2 separate regions of the Mus musculus genome follow, and region 2 is linked to region 1. A link is a contact called in ENCODE POLR2A ChIA-PET data. All regions are on one chromosome and are shown on one strand. The core of a region is the stretch at or near the end of the contact, and the rest is flanking DNA. Distances in the headings are between cores, read along the strand shown. Region 1 holds the start of D330041H03Rik (RIKEN cDNA D330041H03 gene). Region 2 holds the start of Rab26os (RAB26, member RAS oncogene family, opposite strand).

Region 1 (5,771 bases), core at 3,185-5,684:
CAGGTCCTCAGGTCTCAGGCAAAGGCTTTAAGTAGGGGACTGTGGGGAGGGAACATTCACAGGGCAGTTACCACCCACATTCCTGCCAATTATCCTTCACCCACTGCACTGGAAGCCTGGTAAACTCACTGATTTCCTAGAGTGAACTTTGCTGAACTGGACCTAGGTTTGTTTGTTTGTGGGAACATGGAAGAGCAGATGGCCTTCACACCTCCCCAAAGGAAGAAATTTAACATACTTTTGGCCTTCACAACACACACGTGTCACCCCTTTCCCCCAAAGAAGTTCTTGGAGGGCTTCACAGTGAAGGAAGACATGGTTCCCTCTGCCCCACCTGGTACTGCTGCTTCCGCTTGAAGCACTGCGTCTCTTCCGAGTCTTATCTCTGCCACGATCCTTCTCACTTGACTCTTTAGTGGCCCCTTTATCTTTAGATCGATCCTTGGACTTCTCATCAGATCGGTCCTTGCGTTTGGTAGGAGAAGGAGCCCTGCATGATAAGATAGAATGTGAGGTTGCAAGCCCTTCTGACCAAACCCTGAGATAGCACAACCCAGTAGTGCGGTCCAAAAGGATTACTAACATCCCAGGTGATCACAGAGCAAAATCATCTGTGAATTAGGGCACGCACTGTAGAACAACAACAACAAAAATCTCCCCTTTCCTAGGGTCCTTAAACAGCAAGCACCCCCAAAATAGCACTAGAAAAAAATCTTACAGAGGATTACCTAGTGCTGGACTTTTTATTATTCTCTTTGACTCCTAGCAAGCTCTTCTTTTTCACTCCTGATAAATCCATTCTCCCCTTCTTCAAGGCAGCAATGTCGGCCTCACTTATCTGAACTCTCACTTCTAACTTGAGTCTGAGAAACGATCCCTAATCGATTGCAATTTACGCCAAAGAGCAGCCTAGTAACAAGATAAAAGGATTGAAATAGAGCAAACCAATTGACAAAGCATCAACTCTATTTTGCATCAAAGACCGTTGAGCACACAGGACAGAAGCACAGCAAACAGCAAGTGTCCACACAGCCTTGACACCCAGGGCCCTCATTAGCGCGCCATGGAGGCCTTTCCTACTCTTAGAGGCCACCTTAGGTTTTTTATTTGAGAAAGAAAGGCAAAATGTATTACATGTCTAAGGTACAGGCATATTAAGATTCTTCTTTGTTTTCCTTAATGAAGTGGGAGAGGTAATTGTAGCTACATTTGGTTTTTTAGGGCCTGTCCCACACTAGAGTTCACCAAGTTTGATGATGAACCAGCCACCTGTAGATGGCTTTCAAAATATTAGACACCACAATGGCCTCAGAGGAGAAAAACCCAGATTTGTCTTATTGGCATTGTTTTCTTTAAGGATACAATGAGTAACGAGTAGCTGGCACTTTGAGTGACAAGCATCAAAACATTACTCAACACAACACAACGTGCAAAACCTCACAGGAGAGCACTAAGACAGAACCGAAAGCTGGAGCGGCGGTGCAAGCCTTCAACCACAGCACAGGGGAGGCAGAGGCAGGCTGATTCAGAGCTATTCCAGGACAGCCAAAGCGACATAAAGAAACCCTGCCTGGGAGGAAAAAAAAAGAAAAAAAAGAAAAAGGCAAGAAAAAAAGTAAGACTGTCAGGTAGGTAAACCATAAACAAATAAGGGGAAAATGTGACTTGGTAGATCTAGTCAGCAGTCAGGTAGGCACAACTGTTGAAACCTCTGAATGGGTTGAGATCTTATAGGCAGTGTTAAGGGTTTAGCAATAATGCCACGTAACAGTAAGTACTCAACTAAAGACAGCTAATTCTCCCTGGGACTTCTCTTGGAGCAAAATACAAAAAAAGGCCTCAGGATACATCCTAACTCTTCTTCCTCACCTTCCTCAAGTGTAAGGCGAGAATACATCTTTTCAGAAACAGGGCCCTTCTAAATGCTGCTGAATAAGTCTAGCTCATGAGAACAGTTCCCTTCCACTACTTTGACAAATAGAAATGGCAAATGATTACCTATCTAGCTTCTTTCCAGGACTATATCTTTTCAGCTATCTTCCATGGTCTGGAGTAAGCAAGCAAGCAAGCCTGTGTTTCAGGCTTCAAGTCTTTTTTTTTTTTTTTCTCGAGACAGGGTTTCTCTGGGCAGTCCTGGCTGTCCTGGAACCCACTCTGTAGACCAGGCTGGCTTCAAGAAATCCACCTGCCTCTGCCTCTCAAGTGCTGGGATTAAAGGCCTGTGCCACCACTGTCCAGCTGTGGCACTCATTCTTAATTTTTTTTTTTTTTTTTGCTATCCTGTAGCTCTGGCTGTCACAGAGATTCCCCCACTTTTGTTTCCCAAGTGCTGGGATTAAAGCTGTGTACCATGACACCTTGCTGGGACTCATCCTTCCTGTCTCCTGAGTACAGGAACCAAAGGCTTATTCTATTAAAGACAAGGTCTCTAGCCCAGGCTGGCTTCAAATGTTCTATGTAGGATGACTTGAATCTCCTGCCTCCGCCTGGGATTATAGGCTTTCGATATGGAGCTGGAGACTGAAACCAGGGCTTTGTGCACAACAGGCAAAAGCATACTACCAAGTTAAGTAATCCTGACAATTAGCTCCCTAAACCTTGCTTGGCTAAATCAATCTATCAATCTGGCAAGGCACCCAGCTAAAAGCTCAGTGGTAAGTTTGATTTCTGGCTGCTTAGTTAACTGTGTTACAGCTCAGCTGACTTTTGGATGAGATCACTAAAAGCAGCACTGTCCATGAGTGTGAACCATGAGCACACCCTTTAATCTCCTTTCAGCCAAGTCACAAAAGTTAGTGAAACCTTTCTTATTTTTTTTAGAAACAAGAACTGGGAAATGAGGCTCTCGAGTTCAAAGGTCTGTCCTGGTCTACTTCCAGGACAGGCAAGGCTACACGAAGTAACACTGAGCCCAGTATACTCAACAAGACCTCTACCATTCACAAGTACTGACAGTCCAAAATTAAAGGCTTTTTCCCCCCTATTGAAACATGGTCTCACTAGGCAGCCCTGGCTAGCCTAGGTTGATCAAGCTAGCCTCAAACTCTGACTTGCCATCTGAGTGCTGGGATTAAAGGCAGTGTGTGGGTCCCAAAACTAGTTTTTAACAAAATGAACATTACCTTTGTAACATATAATCAACATAAAATTACTAAATTTCTTGTGGGTTTTCTATACTAAGTCATTTAAATCTGGTATGTACTTTTGGGGTTTGGGTTACTATTCAAGTGCTTCATACCAGTGACAAAGGGTAGAGATCACCCTTGTGCACCCGCACCCCGACCTGCTGGAATGTACTTTATGAAACAGGCAGAACCCATTGTTAAGCAGTCTACAAATTATGAACTGCGGCGTAAGCGAACTCTTTGCTGGGTGTGGTCGAGTGCTAGAAAGCAAAGGTGAGGGTCTCTGTTCACTCAAGCTCAGGTAACAGCTCAGGACCTTGGTCACCTCTCCCATCCTCCGGAAAGGTGTGCGTCCAACAGTCAGAGAGAGGAGAAAACAAATGGTTAAATCTCGAGCAGAGGGCGTCTTGGCAATCTGAAAGCACTCTCTACATATAAAAGCACATCGGAGACACAGTGCCTACGAAGTAACACAAGGTAGAGAAAGCAAGCCTCCACCACGTCTCTACCATCAACCATAACCTTCCCATATCCTCTCCCGCTGAGCTCCGTAACCGTGCTCGGTCCATCCTAGGACGGATCCTCAATGCCCAGAACTGAGAACTGCACACTGGATTCCGACAGACACTCGTGGAAAGAGATCTTTAAAGGAAACCAACCTTTTAGGCCGGCTCGCAATCTGCACCGTCCGCTCCGGCCACAGACATCGACCTCGCCTCCCACCCTCTTTCTCCACTCACTACTCAGGTCGGGCCCGGTGTGGCGAGCCTAGGTCTCCAGCCTGACAAGAAAACAAGAGAAGCGGCAGGGCTCGCAGCTGCTGGAGTCCTGCAGGCTAAAGCGGGTCGCCGCCGAGCGAACCGTGCGGGATCACCCTTCCGTCGGTGACCGCCTCGACCACTTCCGGGCCGCGGCCTCGACACCTCCCACTCCGCCCGACCTGAACCACACTCTCTCCTCGGGCTCTGTTCCTCGCCGGCGGGCCTCTGCCGCACTGAGGAACGCAACCGGCTCCACGATGCGCCCCGCCAAGCCTGGCAGAAGGTCCCCGGAGGTCGGATGCAGCCGGATTCCTACCCCGACTTACATCTTCCCAAGGCCGCCACCTCCTCCCGCTCTTCTCAGACCAGGACGCCGGCGCAACTTTGTCGTCAGAGGTGAGAAGCGGGAAGGCGCAGCCGTCGTCGCGCGACGATGACGTAAGCACACTCAGCCAATGCAAGTTAGCGGTGGAGGACTAAAGGACAGCAACTGTGTGTGGGCGGAGCGTCGTAGCGCCTACGGTCCCCCCCCCCGCCCCCCCTCCCCGACTGGTCTAAAGTTTCCTGGACTTGTTTTGCTCATTCTGAAGCGCGCGATGATTGGCTGACCGGCACCAGAGGTTTGTGCTCTTTGGCGCCTACCGGATCTGTGTGGATGGAGCTACTCGGGTTGCCTCTGCTGTCATTAGGATCTAAGGCACCCTGCTGAGGCCGCGTTATTGTAGTAAAGGGACAGGCTGGTACGGACGGTGAGTTCCTATGGTCAAGTCTCTGGTAGTTAGTGGTGATTGCATAGATATGGTCTCTGTGCTGGTGGGATACAGCTGACTGGGTGTAGCGGGCGGCCGATGAGGCCAGAAAGGAAAAAAGTTTGAGGAAATGTTGAAGGAGGTTTCTCCCAGGAGACATTTCTGACAAGAATGCGTGGGGCAGAAGGAACAGCAAAGGCGTTCAGGATCGCTGGGAGAAGAAGAGGCACGCTAGTCTATACCGGGGTTACGTCAGTAACTTCTTAGCAAGGACATAGAGGATCTGGTCTCTGCACGAGGCTAAAGAGTAGCACCCGCCGTAGTGCCCCGCCTCCCGACTTTGCCAACACATTCTTTTGTTTGTTTGTTTGTTTGTTTTGTAGCCCTGGCTGTCCTGGAACTCACTCTGTAGACCAGGCTAGGCTGGCCTAGAACTCAGAAATCTGCCTGCCTCTGCCTCCCAACTGCTGGGATTAAAGACGAGCGCCACCGCCCGGTTTGCCTAGCACATTCTTGCTCCGTTATTTGCGGAAGAAAGGGATATGCACACAATCCCCGCGGTTATCTAAGTAGATTTGAGGCAGGAACGAAGAAAGAGGAACAGAGCTAAGGTGAGCTTCAGGAGGAAGGTACAAAGGTGACTTAGATTTGGATTACATATTGCTGTGAAAGATAGGAAAGTGGCCAATGTGCACTTTGGTGATCCCGGAGAGATGGAGAGAAGAGATTATCTCGGTCCAAGGAGCTGGGTGTGTCCTGTGGGACAGTCAGGAAGAGGAGCCTGCTTCTGAAGTCTGCTTTCCTGAGGTATTCATTTTTTGGGGTGGGGTTAGCAGATCTAGACAGTTTGGTCTGGTACCCTTGTTGGATTTAAGATTATTTAATGTATAGGATATTAGGGATAAGCTGATTTTCTTGCATTGCTGTTGTGTCTGCTGTGGTCAGACATGAGTGGTAAGTGGATGCTAGCTGTTCTCTGGTGGAACGGAACAAATAAACGATGACCCTCACTTACATCATCCAGTCTGGGTTATTCACACTAGAAAGGCTGAGAGCCAGTAGCTTTCTAAGAAACTACATGTCCTTGTAGTCTTAATCTGGTGCTGAAATCATGGCGGGTTCCTGGTCTTCAGCAC
Region 2 (5,945 bases), core at 953-3,452, 110 kb before region 1:
TATATCCAGCACTGTTGCTGCTCTACGACATCACCAACAAAGATTCCTTCGACAACATTCAGGTCAGTGGCCTTGGTGGGGGAATGAATCAAGACTGTCTAAATGGCATCAGGAGCCCGAGTCCTGTTACTTAACAGGAAGGATAGACATGATGAACCCCTCAGCTCATGGTTGCCAGGCTATTGGCTAACTCAACGGGCCTGGGTGACACCTGGCTCCATTAGCAGGACCACCTGGATAAATAAGGGCTTCTAGCAAAGCCACTCAATCAGGTGTGGCACAAGAGGCCACAAGGACCAGCCCTGAGACTGGCCTCAGCTTTCCCTATACAGGCCTGGTTGACAGAGATCCAGGAATATGCCCAGCAGGATGTGGTGCTCATGCTGCTAGGGAACAAGGTAGGACTCTGGGCCTGTCCTCTCCAGCCTGGCCCACAGGGTGCACCGGGGACAGGCACTAATGAAATCCCTGTGCCTGGCCAGGTTGACTCTACTCAAGACCGTGTGGTAAAGAGGGAAGATGGGGAGAAATTAGCCAAGGTGAGTCGACAGGGAGGACGATGAGGGTGTTCTTGAGATTGGGACACTGAGCTGCCCCCAGGTGCCCAGCACCTAGCTGGCAGTAACTATTTGCAGGAGTATGGGCTACCTTTCATGGAGACCAGCGCAAGGACTGGCCTCAACGTGGACTTGGCTTTTACAGCCATAGCAAAGTAAGTCCTGGTAATGAACAAACACTACCTCACATTCTAGGATAAGTGGGCTACCTTGTTCTATGTTATCTACATCCCCTCCCCTGTTGCTCTTCAGGGAGCTGAAACAGAGATCAGCCAAGGCTCCCAGCGAGCCGCGCTTCAGGCTGCATGACTATGTTAAGAGGGAGGGCCGAGGGGTCTCCTGCTGTCGACTCTGAACCTTGCTGAAACTCAGTTCCACGCTGGAGGAAGCAGTTCTGCCTTTGAGAATTGCCCGAGTCTATAGACTTGTCCTCAAAGGATGGATGCCCTAGTGTCTTCTCAAAGACACCAGAGGCTAATGCTTACCCTTTGCCCCAGTGGCCACCAGAAATGGTCTTGAAGCATAAAAACCAGGCCACAGCACATTGCTGCCCTCTTCTGGGCACTCCCAGAAGTGAGGAGGGGGACCACACGCAGCACACTGCTCAGACAGGACCCCACTCAAGGCTATGTCAGTCACTGTCCATTTGTTGGACTGCTTCCGACTCACTAGGAGGCTGATATAGGGACGCACAGCAAGGTCAGAATGATAGAACCCAGTCACAACTTAGCAGGCTGGCCCAGTCCGTTCCACTTTGTACTAAAGTCACCAAGCCACAAATGTTGAGTGAAAACCTGTCCTCTAAGTCCCTATTAATAAAGGTGTTTCTGGAGTTTGTGTCATCTGTGGAAAACCACCTCCTGGGGCAAAAATGGCTTAGTGGGGGGGTAAAGGTACTTCACCTGGGGAAACACTTAATTTACACATGCGCTGATACCGTCACCAAAATTCCCACAGGAATAGTTTACTATCAAGATTAGGGTGCCCCACAGCCTATTCCTTAAGTAGTGCTGGCTTATAAGGTCACCCTAGATTAGAATGATTCAAACAGAATATCTTAGTCAACCCCTTTGCGGACTGTGTGACGCCAAACCAGGGCCTCTACGGCACTGTGCTATCAGCACATGAAATCACAACGTCTGAAACCACAGTAAGATTGCATTTCACTTTATTGCTAAGAAACTCAGATACACGGATGCCCAGCTTACCAGCCAACACTCCTACTCGTTGGATCTCTAGATGCAGCCGACTCAACATGCCCTGAAAAAAAAAAAATCAAACATAAATCTTTACTTTGGTTAACTTTTCACTCAAAACCCATCCAATTAGTGACGTCGCGCCCAAGCCTCAGTCTTATAATGTAATCAGACTACGCATGCAGTTTTCATACGAGGTGTCAGAAATTAATTCATCACGGGCTTGGGGCTGAAAAGGGAAGCCAGGCCCGACCAGTTCATACCTGCAAAAATGGAGTCAGAAGAAAAATGGGGAAGGGTTAAACCCTTAGGACTAAAGCACTTCAGCTCGGGAGGAAGGCAGATCTGTAGCAGAGGTCCTTTGAGTTCCATTCGGCGAGCACTACTCCCAAAACGTTCCTTACAAAACCTAGATGAAAGGGACCACGAACACACTCACTCCCAAAAAGAGCGACTGCTCGCGAGGCTCAAGAGTTTATAGAACTGCCCCTTATGTGATTGGGCCACCTCTGAGGAAGTGCCCACCTTCCTCCACTGCTGATATGCTCCTCGAGCTGTCCTGCAATTTCCACCAATCGTACAGCGACTTTTGTTTTGGAGGCGGTATTTTGAGTAGCTCGAATATCCTCCCGGTTGTAGAGCCATTGAGTCCATGAGTGACGAGTTCAGTTAGCCAATCAAATTCCAATGTGCAACATAGAGTGATTCTGAAGCTACCAATCCGGTCCTTCAGTACAGAGGTCGCCGGAAGTCGTAGTTTAGGAAGCTCAAAGCGTGAAGCAGCACCTAGAGTTCCTGAAGTCCGTGAACTACAAGTTCCGACCTGCCCCGGGACTTCCGGCTCCTGTATCCTGAAACCTTTCCCGGCCGCGGGCCGAGAGGGGCAAGATGATGCCGGTGGGTGAAGTCGCTGCTCCTAGGCAGCCGCGGGCGGGTGAGTGAGTGCGCGGAGCACAAGACCTGGGGCTCCTTCTTCCGGGGAGTGCGGTGGAGCGCGGGCTGGTTGTGGGAGCGTCGCGAGCGGTCGTGGGCCTAGCCTGGGGGGCGGGACTGAGACGGCTGGGGTCTCAGCCTCTATAAGTCCTCCTGACTCCAAGTAAATCCGTCTGTCACTCCTTCCCTTCACTCTCTCTTTCGTTGTCTTTGCACTCCTATGTTTTTTTGAGCGCTGCCTGTGTGCCAAGCAGTATCCTAGGCTCTGGAAAGTCGGCGGAGAACCGGATTCCAAACTGATAAGCTCATCTGGTACGCGGTTTTGAGACAGACCATTCTGCCTCTAGGGTCCTGTGCATTGTACGCAGTCCAGCAGCAATTCTGAGTTTGTTCACTGAATGGTAGTAGTAACACCCACAGCCCTGTTTTGTTATGACAAAAATGTCTCAAGACTTTGGTAACTGTCTCCTTGTGGCAACTCACCTGCAGTACTGTTATTCTAGTTAAAATAAAAAGTTAAAAATCATGAGGAACTGTGATAAGTTTTACGGGGGGGGGGGAACTGAACACAGATAAAGTATTGAGTATTGGGCGTTCTTAAATCTTTGGTAGGGAGACCTACAGTTAGCTGAAGATCTGATGGAGAAGCAGTCAGTCTTGAGACATTTCAGGAAGAGCCTTACAGGCAGGGGGAGTCAGAGGAGCAAGCCAGCAAGTATAGGTAAGTGATAGGTAAGGTTAAGAGGCAGAGCAGGGTAAAGTCTGAGAGCCTCTGGTATGTGTGATGATTTATGAGTCAAGTAAAATAGTGAGGAAGCTAGACCAGCGTCTTCTAACCCTCACTAGAGGCCAGTTGTCCCAGCCTAGATTCTTTTGAGGCAGGCCAACATGATCAGATGAGGCTGAGGTCTAGAGATATCTGTCTCATCTCCCCTCCTGCCCCGCTCCCTGCACGCACAGGCTCATTCCTTTGCAGCCTTGTTCTTCAGGGGCCTCTCCATGTCCCAGATCTCTTTCCTGAGGATCTTTGTGGCAGGCGCTGCTGCAGTCATAAAGACAATCCTGAAGATCCTCTATACATTCATGTTTCTCTGCAGAAACTCAAGTCCCTGTACCCTGAGGTCCTAAATCTATTTGCAGCTGTCTCTTCAGGAAATGAGAATGGCTGTGTACAGCCTGACTAAGGTGACTAGGAAGGAGTGGCCAAAAGTATTGCCCAAATCCAAGAAGTTCCTTGATATAACTTCTTGTAGCTGTACATCAGAGTCTTTCAGGAAATGAACAGGAAAGATCGGGGTGTTTAGTAATGAGCTGAGGCTGACACACTAGAAACAAATGGAGCTCCATACCCTTTCTTTCTGGCTGGCTTCTAGTTCCTTGGGGGTCAGACTAAACAGTCTTTGGGGGTATCCCTATTCTAAGCCCCAGAGGGTATACATCTCAGATGAAGCAATGCCTGGTGCAGAAAATAGGAAGAAGGTCGAGCTGAAGCTACCTCTGATAGCTCCTTTCCGACTTGGATCCATTAAAATGTTTTATAGTGAGAAATACAGTCTCCTTCAAGGTCACGCAACTTACCCAGTTATTCCTCTCTTGCATGGTCAAAGTAGAATTTGAACCCAGGTCTGTCTGAGTCTAGAGCCCATGGTCATTATTACTCTACCATAAGCGCCATATGTGTGAAGTGCCAGCCTATGGCTGCTTTTAAGAACTGTCAGCTGGTTGTATCGTACTGTAGACAAGGATTCCCATAAATCTGTAGGCACCCAGCAGTTTATCAGATCTCTGACTGGCTTGTGCATGAGAAACCCCCATCCTTCAACAGATACTCTTAGTATCCCAGAATGCCAGTCCTAGGGAAGAGTAAATGGCTTAAAGAAAATAGACTTCTAAGACTGAGCTGCTAGTGTCGGACTTGATGATTCTTGAAAGTCCCAAGCAGAGGAGGTCACAGTATAGAAGCATAGAAGCCAAGAAATAAACGCGTCCAGTTCCAAGAGAGCCAGAGGAGGATGCCAGAGGGGGTCGCGTTTGCAGGGGAAACGGCCTTGATGAGTGGAGCTGCTGTGGGTGCCGGAAGCAGGTGTGGGTGGGGCTGGAGAGGTCTCTGCTCTTCATCCTGCTGGCCTGGGACTTTAGTGATTTACCCAAGCTTTTGTGGGGTGGGATGAAGCATACACAAGGGGGTCAAAGCCACTTAAGCAGATCCCTGGACCTGCTGCCACAAGTTTGATACCAGTTGGATTTGTTTGAGACAGCAAGGCACTGGGATGGGATGACATATATCTCAGAGTGTTCTTTCTGTGTGCTCGGATCTGGCTACTCTCCTCCCCTGGGAAGTCCTCTGCACTTCTAGACAAAGAAAGCCTGATTCCTATACCATAGACAAGGCAAATAAATGTGAGTGAAGTGAGGCTAGGGCCCCTGGCAGCAGGGGAATTGAAGTTCACTGAGCTCTGAAGGGGTTCAGCCTGGGCAGGCCAGGTACAGAGGCTGGATATGGGGTGTAAGAAGGAAGCAGAACACTGGGCAGGAGAAGCAAGTTAAGGGACCCCCGCCCACTGAGTTGGGATTGTGGGTATAGACAGTAGGAAAACTGAGGATGGAGGCCTAGCTGGGAAGCTGGGAGGGAAAGAGGCAAAAGGTTTTTTGTGTCCAGGGTTTTTAGAGATTCTGGGAGATCTTCAAGTCTGAGGTAAGCAAAGGCACTCTGGGGACCTTGGCTGTAATACCCTGCCTGCTTGGGATGGAAAAGATGTGCTTAAGGGGACATTCAAGGGAACAGCCAGAGGAAGTGCACATAGCTTTGTTATGGCAACCAAGTCTGTTTCTATAGGATTTGGCAGCCAGATCTGGTTTTGAGCCCGGGGGAGCTGAGGTAGGGGCTGGACATTCTTCAGGCCCCCGCACTGGCTTCCTCATACCAGGAGATGTGCTTCAAACTCTGGCAAATATGAGCAGAAGGTGCTCTGGCTGAAGGCTAGCCTGTTGACCACCCACAGCTCTGGCAAGACTGAAGCCTTGAGCTGCTTGTCTGCTGGTGACAGCCAAGATAGGTAGTGTCCTTCTCTATGGATGGTGTGTGTGTGTGTGTTTGTGTGTGTGTGTGTGTGTGTGTGTGTGTGTCTGTCTGTCTGTCTGTCTGTCTGACTGTCTGTCAGAGTAGCACTGTATATCCCAGGTTCAGCCTCTCAAACAAAAATCTTGGGGCTGGAGAGATAGCTCGGTGTTTAAAAGTACGTGCTCTTGCAGAGAACCT

What was found. ChIA-PET counts read pairs that join two places held with the same protein, here RNA polymerase II (POLR2A).
Region 2: POLR2A ChIA-PET joins it to region 1 with 44 read pairs in embryonic stem cell. The contact joins the promoter of Rab26os here to the promoter of D330041H03Rik in region 1. POLR2A ChIA-PET finds 5 or more read pairs at or near these places in 4 of 5 experiments (Patski and embryonic stem cell).

The regions. Positions count from the first base shown.
Region 1 is chr17:24,413,176-24,418,946 of GRCm38, reverse strand. D330041H03Rik (RIKEN cDNA D330041H03 gene) reads left to right here and starts at 4,434. Exons shown (of 6, transcript NR_033554.1): 1 at 4,434-4,635; 2 at 5,019-5,246. Rnps1 (RNA binding protein with serine rich domain 1) reads right to left here and starts at 4,272. Exons shown (of 9, transcript NM_009070.2): 1 at 4,213-4,272; 2 at 3,785-3,906; 3 at 729-909; 4 at 335-490. The coding sequence starts at 799.
Region 2 is chr17:24,524,508-24,530,452 of GRCm38, reverse strand. Rab26os (RAB26, member RAS oncogene family, opposite strand) reads right to left here and starts at 2,202. Exons shown (of 2, transcript NR_045289.1): 1 at 2,017-2,202; 2 at 1,709-1,817. Traf7 (TNF receptor-associated factor 7) reads left to right here and starts at 2,515. Exons shown (of 21, transcript NM_001172113.1): 1 at 2,515-2,687. It overlaps Rab26 (RAB26, member RAS oncogene family), which reads left to right. Exons shown (of 9, transcript NM_177375.1): 5 at 10-62; 6 at 333-398; 7 at 483-539; 8 at 636-712; 9 at 810-1,399. The coding sequence ends at 912. LOC115488833 (a small nucleolar RNA gene) reads right to left here and starts at 1,977; the gene lies at 1,900-1,977.